2 separate regions of the Homo sapiens genome follow, and region 1 is linked to region 2. Evidence: read pairs that join two places in POLR2A ChIA-PET (ENCODE). Cell type or tissue: MCF 10A. All regions are shown on one strand.

Region 1 (4,000 bases), 120 kb after region 2:
GATTCATTCCTTATCTATGAGGAACATCTGAATCCCCAGCCCATCCCATGGAAGACAGGCCTTCCAGGAGGATTGAGGTCCTTTGTTTTGGGTTAAATGAAGCTTGTCAGGTGGAGGTTGTTAGGAGGAGGGTGCTAAGGGAAAATGCTACATAAACTGCGCACTTTTTACAGAGGGCAGTGGTTCTCCTGTCCAGCCCACTGCCACTGGACTACCCTGTATATGAGTCCCCTCAATAAGTCCTATGTCTTGTTTGCTGGCTCCAGTTTCTTCTTCGGCCTCTCAAACACGGTGCCATTCCTACTGAAATCAGTAGGGGTCTGGTGACAAGATGCCATCATCAAAAATGAACACAAGATATTTTTTCAGAGAGGGAGGAATTTCCCAATTGATAGGGTATCCCAAGTGCCCTTCGAAATAAATGAAAAAAGATCCATGTCTCAATGTGTTGTGAAATTTCAGAACATTAAGGGTAAAAGGAAGACCCTGAAAGGTTCCAGTGAAAAGATCTTAGCATTCTGACATTTGTATATCCTGCAAACAGAAGACAAAAGTATCAATTATGAAGGAATGAGAATCACACTAATGTCAGATTTTTCATCAGCAACAAGGATTTCTATAAGACTATGGAGCAATGCCCTCAAATAAATGAGGGAAAATTAGTTGACAATTTTATACCCATCAAAAAAGGTGAATCAAAATCCAAATGTCAATCAAAAATGAAAGAATAAAGACATTTTTTGGAAATAAAGGGACTCAGAAAGTATACTTTTCATGTATCCTATTCTAGTAAGTTACTTTAGAAGATAAGTTTTTAAAAAATGAGAGAATAAACTCACACAAAGGACAAAACAAAAACAGAAAAATAGGGACTCAAGAAATAGTGAATCTAACTCAGGAAAGTAATTTTAGTCTCAGTATCATGGTTGTATAGCAAGCCTGGAAGCCAATCAATCCAGAGTGAAATTGGCCTTTAGAGGACTCTAAAAGGAAGCTACCTAGGAAAAGATGAGATTTAAGAAATCTGTGTTAGAACAAATTACGAAGGTGATAAAGGCAGAAGATTCAGTGAAAAAAGAAAAGCAATGGGACATGAAAATTCAGGGAAATACAGCATTTTGGGACCTTCTGAGAAGACCTACTTTGAGAACAAAGAGATTAGATTTGATTTTGACAAACCAAGAGATTAGTCAAAATTTGAAACTCAGGATTGGAGAAGTAACTGTAAGTGAACAGGTGGTAATCATTGAATACATTTAACTACAGAAAAGCCTAAACAATGGTGAGAAATAGGGTTTTTAAAGAAACCAGGCCAGGCACAGTGGCTCATGCCAGTAATCCCAGCACTTTGGGAAACTGAGGCGGGAGGATCCCTTGAGCCCAGGAGTTTGAGGCCAGCCCGGGCAACACAGGGAGACCTTCCGTCTTTACAAAAAAAATGCAAAAATTAGCCAAGTGTGGTGGAACATGCCTGTAGTCCCAGCTACTCAGGAGGCTAAGGTAGGAGTATCAATTGAGCTCAGGAGGTTAAGGCTGTCATGAGCTGTGATCGTGTCACTACACTCCAGGATGGGTGACAGAGTGAGCCCGTTTCAAAAATAAAAAATAAGGAAACCAAACTTTGTTATGCATTTTCTCATGTTACCGCATCTTAAAAAATTTCAGTTTAAAGAGCTCAGTATCTTTAACAACAACCAAAATTATACATTGAGTCAAGACAGGTCTAAACAGGACATTGAATGTCAAAATCCTGTGCCTTTGGCTGGCAATGCTGTTTATTTCGTGCTGATCAGGATTGAGGAACTAGAAATAACAATGTAGACAAAGAGCAGATTCAGTGGAGTGAGGAAATGGGAGGGGATGAACAGGAGGTTGTGGTCAGAGGGGAATTTCAGAGTTTTAAATAGTTATCAGGTGTGACCAAATTAGCTCGTAGTTGGAGTAGAGGTGGAAGTAATGAAATTGAGAAAGGAATGTAAAGGTCGCATGTTAGAAAACATGGAATATGGTAAAACAAACAACAAACTAAGCCATTGAAACAGGATGAAGGGACTGTCCTGCAAGTAGTAGAGAAGGAAGAGGAACGGCGACATAAATAAAAGGCATAAAAATAGATTTCTTTCTTATGATTCATGTATTACTCAGAGGCTTCTGAATTCCTAGAACTTCTATTGAGATTTCCAAATCAGTTAGTAATAATATTCAAATATTGTATTTCACTGATGTGCTTTACTGTTAATTTCACAGTGCTATTAGAGGCCTAATGTCTTCAGATAAATTGATGTCAGAGCTTCCACAATAGTCTGTTGTCAATTTAGAGTATGGGTAGCTTTGCATGTTAGGGCCAAATGATCTCAGATGTAATTAGTTAATAGAACTGTGGGTGATCAGAAGTTAAGGATCTTGAGATGGAGAGAATGAGCTGGAAGTATCCAGGTGGGCCCAATGCCCAACGTAATCACAAGAGTCCTTATAAAAGAGAGTCAGGAAAGTGGTGACAGGAGACGTGAGGATAGAAGCAGGAGGTTGATGAGGTGAGCCAAGCAGGCAGCCAGTCTCCAGAGGCTGAAGAAGTCAGGGAAGCGGATTCTGCCCTCAGAGCTCCCAGAGGCAGCCACCCTGCCAACAACACCTGGGCTTTAGCCTCCTGAGACTGATTTTGGACTTCTCATCTCCAGAATTGTAAGATAATGAATTGGTGTTGTTTTATGCCAGTAAGTTTATGGTAGTTTTTACGGTAGCAACAGGAAACTAATACGAAAAGTTTGCAAATGGTTTCAGGGTTTTGATTGCCAAATTTTATCAGCAGTGTGTGAATGCCTGTCTTTAAATTTTTAACTGACACATACATATTATGGAGTACAGAGTGATATTTTGATGCGTATGTACAATATGTAATGATCCAATCAGGGTAATTAGCATTATCTGTAACTTCAAATATTTATAATTGCTTTGTGGTGGGAACATTCAAAGTCCTCTCCTAGCTATATGAAAATATACAATAGACTACTAACTATAGTCACTCCACAGTGTCATAGAACACTGCAATTTATTTTTCCTAACTGTAGTTTTGCATCCATTAACCAGCCTCTCCCTATCTTCCCCTCTCCCCTACCCTTCCCACCCTCTAGTAATCACTATAGTTTTTTAGTGTCCACATATGAGTGAGAACATGCATTACTTATTTTTCCTTGCCTAGCTTATTTCACTTAATATAATGTCCTCTAATTCCATCCATGTTGTTGTAAATGATATGATTTAATTCTTTATGGCCAAATAGTATTCCATTGTGTATATATACCACATTTTCCTTAGCCATTCATCTGTTGGTGGATTTCATGTGCGTCTGTGTGAGGAGACCACCGAACAGGCCTTGTGTGAGCAACAAGGCTGTTTATTTCACCTGTGTGCAGGTAGGCTGAGTCCGAAAAGAGAGTCAGCAAAGGGTAGTGGATTATCATTAGTTCTTATAGGTTTGGGGATAGGCGGTGAAGTTAAGAGCAATGTTTTGCGGGCAGGAGTGGATCTCACAAAGTACATTCTCAAGGGTGGGGAGAATTACAAAGAACCTTCTTATGGGTGGGGGAGATTACAAAGTACCTTCTTAAGGGTGGGGGAGATTACAAAGTACATTGATCAGTTAGGGTGGGGAAGAAACAAATCACAATGGTGGAATGTCATCAGTTAAGGCTATTTTTACTTCTTTTGTGGATCTTCAGTTACTTCAGGACATCTGCATGTATACGTGCAAGTCACAGGGGATGCGATGGCTTGGCTTGGGCTCAGAGGCCTGACAGTGGACACTTAGGTTGATGCCATATTTTGGCTATTGTGACTAGCACTGCAATAAACTTGGGGGCGCAGACGTCTCTTTGATATACTGACTTCCTTTTCTTTGGATAAATACCCAGTAGTGAGATTGCTGGATCATATAATAGTTGTATATTTAGTTTTTGAGGCACTTCCATGCTGTTTACCATAATGGCTATATTAATTTACA
Region 2 (4,000 bases):
TCAGATATGTTGATGTTCAAATGTCAGTAGGAAAACAACGTGAGGATAACCTTAGGCAGTTATAAACACACCTCTGGTATAATGTCCTCTCTTCTAGAGGGCAGAAGACTACAAGTATAGATTTGGGAATCATCAGCATGGAGGTCCTGTCTGAAGCCATCATAGTAAATTACATTGAGAGAGTGTAGCGTGAGGAGTTGCTTACCATGAGGAATTAGCAGAGATCATGGATCTGGTAATTAAGAGGCTGGCAGTGATCTCCTAAGAACCGATCAGTACAGAGTGTGAGTAACAACCAAATGGCAGAAGGAAACTGTAAGGGACGGCATGATGGTATCTTGAGGTTGAGGTAGTATAAAGGGACAGTGTTTCCAGGTTACTGAAAACAACTAAGTTTGTAGCAGAGAGAAAGCAGTGAAAAGGGAAAGATTGAAAGTATTTTTATTTTTTTTCTTTTCCTTTCAAAATTGTCTGCAACCTTTATGGCTGCCAGGGCCCACCCATACCCAGACTATGTAGTATGATTTCAGCTCAAATAATTGCTATTGGACTATAGGTCTGGACCTTATCTTTGCAAATCTAGTGGGAAATTTTACCCAGTGGATATTGAGTTACAGATCGTAATGAATCTACAGCTTTCATTTATCTTGATCTTCTTGATATAAATTTTGCTATTCTAATTTTAAGACAAACTACTCAGTATACATATACAAAAATGCATGATACCCTCTTTACTAACATGACCTTGCTTTTAAAATGGAAAAAAAAATGGGTGCCTCGTAGATAAATGCACATTATTTTAGCTACTTTGGCTATATAAATGTTGCCAGCTTGTTTGTACTAATGTATAACCGTGCTTGAAACAGGTATTTGAACATCCAGAATCATGCAGTATATCGGTTTGTGTATTTCTGATAACGCTGTTAAATTCTTTGAGAGTGTGTTCGAGGGGGGTGCTGTTTATTTGTTTGTGTTTTCCGTTGAAAATGTTGCGGTACGTGGTCTATCACTGTCTTCACGGTCTGGGGGTGGACTGAGGTAGGGAGGGTGTGACGCTGGTATCTGTGTGAACTCGGGCTTGTGATGCTGAGCTTGGTTCATCTGCTTTCTCCTCCCTTTTCCTCCCCACTCCTTCCCACCAGCGCCACAGCAACATCCTCAGAGTCTGAGCGAACTGCGCCCAGCGCGGGCACGGAGCCTCCCACCGCCAGCAACCTGCGGCCCCGGAGAAGGCAGCGAGCGCAGTGACAGCGCCTCACCGCCACCAGCTCCTGGACCACCATGGCCAAGAACCGCAGGGACAGAAACAGTTGGGGTGAGTAGCAAATGAGAACTTCTGCAGCCTGCACGGGGTCTTCTGGCCCTCCACTTTCTGCTTCTGTGGAGACAGGGAGGGCCAAGGGCTGCTAGGTGCCTGCGTCCACGGCTGGGAGACGGGCCGTAGCCGAGCCGCTCCCTGTTTGGGCGGAGGAACCATGGCCGAGCGGTACCCGCGTCACCGAATCGCGCTGTCGGGGTGAGGGCTGCAGCTTCGCGCAGGCCGGGCCTCCAGCTCCTTCTTCCCCACCCCCCTCCCGCCTCCTCCCAGCATTTGGACAGCACCCACCAGGCGCCTCCGGGGACTTGTGGGTTCCGCCTTAGCGATCGGTTGGGAGGAAGGCTATGGGGGTGGGCAGGGGGCTGTTGTTACTCGGCCCCAGAGGGGCGAGGGGTCGGGGATCTAGAGCAGGCCAAGCCCCAACCCCCCTCCCCGGGAGCCGCCAACTCGCTGGCTCTGCAGGGCGCGGGCTCCCGGCGGCGGGCGGCGGGCGGCGCGCTGGAACAATGAGGCGGAGCGCGCCGGGTCCCGGACGGACGGTAGCAGACCGAGCAACTGGGAGAAGGGCCACCCTCTTGGGAATTCCTGAGCACTGCAGTACTCCTCTTAATTTGGGGGTTGGGTGGGGGAATTGGGGAAGAAGGAGAGCAAAGTTGTGGTTTCCAGCCTTCTGCCCCACCCCGACGTGGTACCCCATTCAGACCAGCCCCAAGGGTGGCTTTGTTCTTTGATTTTACCTTTTGGAGACATTGGGCTCATGATTCAGCACCAGGCCGAGGGGAGGGGAAAGGAGAGGCGAGACCCAGTATGTTCACACCGCGAGTGGGTGGGCGGTGCTCACGCAGGCGGAGAAGAACGGGCGCAGCGATGCGGAAGAAATCGCGGCCCCGCCCGCCTTGCTGCTCCAGACCTAGTTCTGGACGGTTAGTGTGGGCAGGCTGGGCGTCTTTTTGTCGTAGGTTCCCGATTTCTTGCAGTCACAGTGCTAAACTCACCAGCATCTTAGGAACGAAAGCCCTCTAAGGCATTTATTTTATTATCTGAACCAGAGAATGTCTCAGGCTACTGTGGCTTGGTGGGTAAATAAATATTTTGTTCATCAGCTTGTTATTTAGAAATTGTTATTTGGAAATAACAGTTGTTATTATTTGAAAAGTTCAGAGCTGCTTGATTCTGTTCCACATCTCAGTGAGAGCTCTTCTATAACTGTTTATTTGAGCGAGAGGCACAAATGTAAATTTTAATTGGTTATTTCAGTTTACTTTAATCAAAAGACCGTGTATCTCCTTGCCTCTGATTGTTCTAATGGTCACAGGATACGGTAGACAAGGTTTACATTTGGGAGATTATCCAAGGTTTGTGGTAGGCATGGAGAGTTGGAGCGGGGAGGTCTGTCATGACTTAGCTGAGTTTAAGAGAAAGTGGTTCCATTTTCTGAGATCATGAAACTTCAGTTTTAACAGACCTACCTGACTATTGCAATAAGTTTTATTTCCTTCTTCTGAAATTTAAGTAAGCATTTGCAGTGTATCCCCTTTCCACCCGTTCTCTTGGCCTCTAGAATAGGAATTTATTGAACACACACAATTAGGGTGCGTATATTCAAGTCACTTTTGGTCTCAGTCTCCATGAATTGTTGTCTCCACCCTGTTAACAGAAGCATGTGAAAATGTATTCTGAGGATTAAAATTTTTCTCCTTTATGAAGCTTTGGATCATTATTGCGCAGAATTTCCTTTGGCTATAAACTTTTTTTTTTTTGAGATGGAGTCTTGCTCTGTCGCCTAGGCTGGAGTGCAGTGGTGCCTTCTGGGCTCACTGCAAGCTCCACCTCCCGGGTTCACGCCATTCTCCTGCCTCAACCTCCCGAGCAGCTGGGACTACAGGCGCCTGCCACCGTGCCCGGCTAATTTTTTGTATTTTTAGTAGAGACAGAGTTTCACCATGTTAGCCAGGATGGTTTCGATCTCCTGACCTCGTGATCCGCCCGCCTCGGCCTCCCAAAGTGCTGGGATTACAGGAGCGAGCCACCATTCCCGGCCTTATAAACTTCTTATGTAGTGGGAGTTTTTCCCTCTTGGGAACATGGTTCTCACATCCGGTTTTCATAAAAATCACACAGGGACTTATTAGAAATGCAGACTCTCCCATCTTCCAGCCAGAGCTTTGGAATCAATAGATCTGAAAGAGGGCCTAGAAATCTGCCTTTTAATTAGCATTTTAGGTGATTGGGAAGCAGATGGTCTTTAGGTGTTACTTTGAGAAATACTACCTTAGATTATTTACATTTGATAGAAACATCTCAGATAGTTTACCCAGAAGTCATCAGGAAAGTTTCAACTCAAGTGATGGATTAGGAAAAGAAATACTAGAATCACTATAGTGTTTACTGGAAATTATTATAGAAAAGAAAGAGTGGAATTCTGGACTCTTATCTTGATGTTCTATGGAAATGCTTTACTACTTAGATTTTTCTTTGCTGTTAAGTACATATGACATAAATGACTTAGAAAATGTAGTAGATGGAGTAGGAGATAGAGGTTTTGGCACAGATATTAGCCCTGTCAGTCTTAATTCCATTTTATTACCAGTATCTAATAGAATGCCTAACACAGTAGGCATTTAGTAACAGCAATAGTAGCCAACATCGTTAAGCTAATGTCATATGAAATAGGTGCTGTAA

Evidence for each region. Peaks named below come from ENCODE experiments on the same cell type or tissue, not always from the same donor. Only the 100,000 strongest peaks of a DNase experiment are listed, where the experiment ranks them.
Region 1: POLR2A ChIA-PET joins it to region 2 with 7 read pairs; 10 of 35 experiments call an interaction of 5 or more read pairs at or near these places.

Annotation. Positions count from the first base shown.
Region 1 is chr14:50,675,803-50,679,802 of GRCh38, forward strand. No RefSeq gene overlaps it. Among named protein-coding and RNA genes, the nearest start is that of SAV1, 9.5 kb to the left of the region's middle. In MCF 10A, no CTCF peak of the experiment used is centred here; a DNase peak (open chromatin) is centred at 1,829.
Region 2 is chr14:50,558,985-50,562,984 of GRCh38, forward strand. It overlaps ATL1 (atlastin GTPase 1), which reads left to right and starts at 1,161. Exons shown (of 14, transcript NM_015915.5): 1 at 1,161-1,315. The coding sequence starts at 1,282. It also overlaps a transcript of MAP4K5 not described here. RefSeq lists an enhancer at 1,255-1,754 and a silencer at 1,496-1,855. In MCF 10A, no CTCF peak of the experiment used is centred here; a DNase peak (open chromatin) is centred at 1,557.